Regions from separate parts of the Homo sapiens genome. Here region 1 is linked to region 2. Evidence: chromatin contacts called from ENCODE Hi-C data. All regions are on one chromosome and are shown on one strand. Each heading gives the region's core, a stretch centred on a gene start or an enhancer-like site at or near the end of the contact. The rest is flanking DNA. Distances are from core to core; before and after follow the strand shown.

The links. Hi-C counts contacts between places; a loop is a spot of excess contacts on that map.
Region 1: a map with no recorded cell type shows a loop between it and region 2 (6-fold over the local background). The contact joins two enhancer-like sites. A Hi-C loop is called at or near these places in 3 of 37 single-sample maps with no recorded cell type.

What each region holds. Positions count from the first base shown.
Region 1 is chr7:48,248,777-48,251,911 of GRCh38, forward strand. It overlaps ABCA13 (ATP binding cassette subfamily A member 13), which reads left to right. Exons shown (of 62, transcript NM_152701.5): 15 at 436-575. Among named protein-coding and RNA genes, the nearest start is that of ABCA13, 79 kb to the left of the region's middle. Within about 2 kb of position 1,720, at least 2 of the 41 ENCODE cell types and tissues checked have a DNase peak (open chromatin) inside an H3K27ac peak, as active enhancers do.
Region 2 is chr7:47,146,058-47,148,961 of GRCh38, forward strand. No RefSeq gene overlaps it. Among named protein-coding and RNA genes, the nearest start is that of SNORD151, 320 kb to the right of the region's middle. Within about 2 kb of position 1,519, at least 3 of the 41 ENCODE cell types and tissues checked have a DNase peak (open chromatin) inside an H3K27ac peak, as active enhancers do.

The DNA.
Region 1 (3,135 bases), core at 470-2,969, 1.1 Mb after region 2:
GCTGTAACTCTACAGAAAATTCGCCTTGATTTTATTTTATGACTCTGTGAATTATATGTGTGATCAATTTCCATTTTCCTTGACTGCTAGGATGTTCTTCGTCAAATATGTCAAATAGGGAATATATATTTTCTTAATATTTAAGTTCACTTCCTGTTATGGCCTTTAATTTTCCTCTTTTTTTGTCCTTCTTGATTTATTGTCTTATATTTTATGTATTCTCATAAATTGCTTTTCCTTATTTTTCAAATCGAGGTAGAGGAGTTTGTAAACAAACTTAAAAAATTAGTAGAACTATTTGAAAGATTCTATTTCCTTACATAAGTGGACTGCCATGCATTTGCATATATTTGTTTTTAGAAAAATTTATAATGATCTGTCATCTGCAAGATCATTTTTAAATTTTAATTTTCTCTGGATTCTTTTTGATTGCAGGATATTTCATACACTTGAAAAAACACAATTTTTCCTGGAACAAGCATATTATTGGAAAGCCTTCAAAAAGTTTATCAGGAAGACTTGCGAAGTGGCCCAATATGTAAATATGCAAGAGAGTTTCCAGAACAGACTATTGGGTAAGTCAGTAGCCTAAACTACAGGAATGGGGGATGCTTTCCCCTTTTAGTGAGGTGACATAATTTCCTGAGAGTCCATCCTATTTAACAAAGCGGGGCTTAAAATGGGTGGCTCTCCAAGCACAATTTGGCATTGTGATTACTTCATATAATTTTTTCTCATCAATTATGACAAGACTTACCAGAAGTCCTGGTTTGACTGAGCTACATTGTTCCTGCAAAATTTATAATAGTGACTGCTTTTACTCTCAAGACTGTCCTGGTTTGGGTGATAAATACTTCTATATGCAGACTAGTCATGATCCTACTCACAAGAGTCCAGATTTTCTGTTGTGGCCCTTCTCACTTTACTTAGCATTAAGATTGATGCTCACACTGGGGACAACTCCCCATGAACCTATAGAAGAAAACACAAACTGTTTTTCTCTATACACACACTCAACACTTCCAACACTGCTGTGACCATATGTGTGGATTTGTTCCACAACAAGCAATTCTCCACTTCTCCATTGACACTAACTGGGTGTCCTACAATTCGATTCAATTCTCGCACTGTCTGCCTGGAATTAGCATCAGATCCTGCAGGTTAAGGGCTCAGTCCCACAAGATTGCCCCTACTTCAGACGCCAACCCCAAGTCCAGGCTTCCCTTCTCACTTCTGATCAATTGGGTATAAATCAGGATTCCCATGAACCCCTCGTTGTGTTCAGTAATTTGCTGGTACAAGTCACAGAATGCAGAAAAACAGCTTACTTCCTAGGTTACTGGTTTATTAAGCAGATATAATTTAGGAACAGTAGATGGAAGAAATGCATAGGGTGAGGTATGTGGGGGCATGGAGCTTCTATGCCCTCTCCAGGCCTATCACCCTCCCAGCACCTCCATGTCCTCATCAACCTATGAGCACTCTGAACACTGTCCTTTTGGGTTTTTATGGAAGTTTCCTTATGTAGGCATGATATATTAAATCACTGGACATTAGTGATTGACTCAACTTCCATCCCTCTCTCCCCTACCTAGAGGTTAGAAGGCAGGTAAGGGAATGGGAGGAGGGAGAACCTGAAAGTTCCAACCTTCTAATTACAGGGTTGGTTCCCCTGACAATCAGCCCCCATTCTGGGGCTATCCAGCGCCTCTAGTCACCAGTCATTCATTAGCCTACAAAAAGACACCACTTCCTACATTCCAAGGGTCTTAGCAGCTATGTGCCTGTCAGGAAACAATGGCCTAGACCAAATATATATGTATGTTTTTATTATGTTAATGGCTCACCTCTTTCCTTATCAGCTTCATAAAACCAAAAATTCCCTAAAATATAAATATTACAAACTCATAACTGTATGATTCACAGGGAGTCCTCCTGTTCCCCAGAGATCTACTTTTTGGAAAGATGCCAGCATGTAAAACTTGCACTTCTGACCTCTGCTTTTTTACTCTAGAGCTGGTTGTCTATTTCCATCTCTCCTTGGGAATTATCTTCTGCCCTGGTTTTCCAGCATGCCATGACACTGCTCCATCACAGTGGGGTTATCAGCTTCTCCTTAGAAAGCCTGCATCTTGGACGTCAGGGACTTGGACAGGAAATGGGAGTTTCTCATTCCTTTTCTGTGGCTATTACGACCTTGCCTTTTCTTATTTCATGCTGTTTTTTAAACTGCTACTTTTAGAGGCTGCCAGAGATACTCCCTCTGTAGCTCTCAGTATCAAATCCACATATGGTAAGATGGGCCTTTGCATTTTCTACAGATTACACTATAAAACTCTTCTGTATAGCAGCAGTATTGGGTTGATGGTAACTTCTCCAATGAGTTGGCCATGTTCTTCTGGGTTGAGTACTCATCCTACACTTTAACTTTCTCCTATACTACCTGTCCTCATTATCACTTATTATTGCCCACTTTTGACTCTTTTCAGAAACAGGCTACAGAGAGTGATATGCAATAGTGGCAACAGGCTTGTGGTTCAGAAGTCTCAATGATACTGATAATTGCAAATATTTATTGTGCTTTCTATGATTATCTTGTTTAATCCTCATTCAACCTGTGAGATAGGTACCATTATGATTTCATTTTCAGATGAGAAAATTGAGGCTCAGAAAGATTTTATTCCTAGCATAGGTCTCAAAAGTATTAAGCATCAAAGTCAAGAATGCAAATCCAGGAAGTCTCACTCTGGATCCTGTAAGCTTAACCACTCTACTTTCTTTGGACAGACCCTTGCTGGGGGCTGATCTCTGTGAAAAGGCTTGCACTGTCACAGAAATATAACTAGTCTTATTAAGAAACGGAATTTAAAAAAAATATTTTTACTAAATATGTATATTATTTTATTAATTTATTTTTTATCTTTATTATTTTCTTTCTTCTAGTAAATTTAGTGTGATTGTTGTTCTTTTTCTTGTTCTTGACTTTCAGATTTTCTTATTTTCTAATAGGTACTTTTAAGACAATAAATTTTCCTCTATGCCGAGCTCTAGGTATATTTCACACATTTTAATATGTCATTCAACTGCCTTCTGGCATGTAAGAGAAGTCAGTTGGTAATCTTATAAAAGCTCCAT
Region 2 (2,904 bases), core at 269-2,768:
AGAGTTAGTGAAAAGATGGGGTTGTAAGAGAGATGGCTGTGGGATGTTTTCAGCAGGAGGGATGCCTCAGGGTGGGGCTGCCATTGGCTGAGATAGTGACTGTGAGCAAAGCAATACATTTCTAGGGAGGGTGACAGATCTATTCTGAGCTGTGATGGAATGTCCTGGTAGAAATGTCATGCAGGCAAATGAAAGTTTTCACCTGGTGTCACAAGAAAGCTTGGGTGACAGGTGTATACTTGTCACTTATGAGATGAAGATGGAAGTTGAAGTGAAGAGAGAGGCTGAGCTAACCCGGAGAGATATACAATATGGAAAGGGAAGAAGCTAGAGTCAGAAATCTAAGGACAGTACTATTTAAAGGGTATGTTGAAAAGAAGGACGGGGAAAAGGGAAGAGGAGAAGAACTGAAAAACAAACCAGAGTTTTGTACACCAAAGTAAAGAGAGTTTCATGAAGAAAAGTATGATCATAATTGTAAGTCGATACGCGAAAGTTGAATATGAGAAAGAATGAAAAGAAGCGGAATAATCAGAAAGTCATTAGTTACCTTTGAGGGAGCATTTTCAGTCCCGTGGTTATGTGATAGGGTATAGAGATCGGCCTCAGTTTTGTTGAGAATTCAGGAGGAAATCAGCAGAGGCAGCACATGCAGGGAATTCTTTCAGAAGTTTCGTATAAATAGAGATAAAAGCAAATTGCCACAAAATGTGTTCAATGTAGGGAGACCAAAGCAAATATAGATACCACCATATACAGGAGTGAATGGTAGCACCACATGATGTACCTGAGTCAAACTTGGGAGAACTTCCTTTCTCTTGTTCTGTATGTGTTCTTTCAAAAAATCTTCAAAGATTATTACACTATTAAAGTTTTGCTACAATCTTCAGGAGTTCTTCAGCTAATCAATAGCATTTTCCTTTGCAAGTCACGTGTCAGAAAATTTACGCTTTGTTAACACAAGTAATATTCTTCACTGGGGAATAACTTAATCCAGCTTCTCTCACTTGCCCCTTTGCCATCCTCAGAAATATCTGGTCATGAGTCACTTTTTGCTCATGCAGTACTCCTAATAGGTTCAAGAGATTTTTCTACATAAAGTGTCTCTATGTATTGAGAGACTGTGGCCAAATCTATCTTTTCCTTACCCATGACCAACTCTAAATAGGAGCACCTAGTGTCTGTTGCAGGGCCCTGGCGGGGAGGGGGGGTGGCAGCAAGTGAGGACAAAGCTGCCAAGGGCTAGCAGTAACCAGTCAACGGGTCCTACCATCTGAGTTCCTATGACAAGTTCCCCACCTACATGGTGAGGTGTTTTAGAGCTGTGGTCAAACGTTTTATATAAACAAGAGCTGAGACCACAAACTATTAAGTGCAACATGTCAGTTAATAATTATTTAGTGTCCAGAGCCAAGAAAGTACTTCTCACACAGAGTGTCCTTGAAAAGAGAACCATGATATTTACAATGCCAAGAGGACTTTTGTGAAGCAAGGCTATGTGTGAAGCAAGGCTATGTGTGAAGCAAGTATGCAAATGCAGACTGGGCTAGGCCAAGTTTGGCTCCATTTGGAATAAAAGCTTTCTTTTTCTCTGCTTCTACTACATGCAACAACTATTTTATTTGGTTGCTTTATTAGCAAGTAAGTGGAGCTGCAGAAAAGATTAATACAAATAAGTAAATTTTATTTAGCAAGTAAGTGGAGCTGTAGAAAAGATTAATGCCATTTGTATGACTTTTCTTGATTGCAGTTATTAAGAACAATTCTTTCCTTATCTTTAGTGGTATTTGTATTTTTATGTTACTTTTTTTAAATTTTAAAACTACAGAAAATATTATCTGTAGTATAATAAATACATTAAGATTAGTTAAAATCCCATCATGGGAGAAAAGCACTTTTAACATTATGTTCCAGTATTGATACATAGGGAAAAGATACAAAAATATAAACCAAAGAGATTTCCATAGAAATTATTTAGTGGCTACACAGCATTTCATTGTTTGGATGTGTCATATTTTATTTTAAAAATCCTCTGTTGCTGGATATTTATGCTGAATTCAACTTATTACTGTTTTTAACAATACTGAGAAAAATCTTACACATATATATTCATATATGGCACAAAATTTCCTCGACATACCATTGATAAATGAGATTGTTCAAATGGATTAGCAATATTTCAAATCAGATAATAAATGGTGTTTGTAAAGCACTTACTGATAAGATACAATTCCTAAAGCGTATTTTCAAACTCAAAGTAGAGATATATTTAACTACCCTCCATCTATGAAACAAAACAGAAAACGGAGTGGAAAATCCTGATAAGATTAAACATATTTCTTATTTATTGCCTGACCTAATTTGGTCAGTCACCTCTAGTTACCTTTAACAGTTTGAAGTCTGTGAGAGAGGCCTTTGACTTATGCTTCTTTCTTTAATGGAAGGATTTTTTTCCCTTTTTAAATAGTAAGACTTGTGTGATGATAGAGCAAAGGTTTTTCTAGAGGAAGACATTTGCTCACCAATGTCACTGATCCTAGTTCTCTTTTCTAGCCTGAGGGGCAGTTATTAAAAAGAATTCACCACAAAGAGTCTATTTTTCTTATTAATCCACTTCCACGGGGTGGGGAAATAAAGATAAACTAAGGATGAATCTATAAATTATTTACATTTTTCTTCTTTGTTAGGACAGAATCCATGACCAAATCATCTTGGAATCCTGCAGAGTTCCTGATGCTTAACACTAACTCCATTTGGACCTTAATCACTTCATTTGACCATTGCAATAACCATATAATATCAGAAAAGGCAGATGTCATTTTTCCCATTTTGCCAATGAAAATGAAAGACTGACAGGGCAGAAATGCAATGAGGCTAGCCAGGCTAAGAAGGGGGGGCACTTTT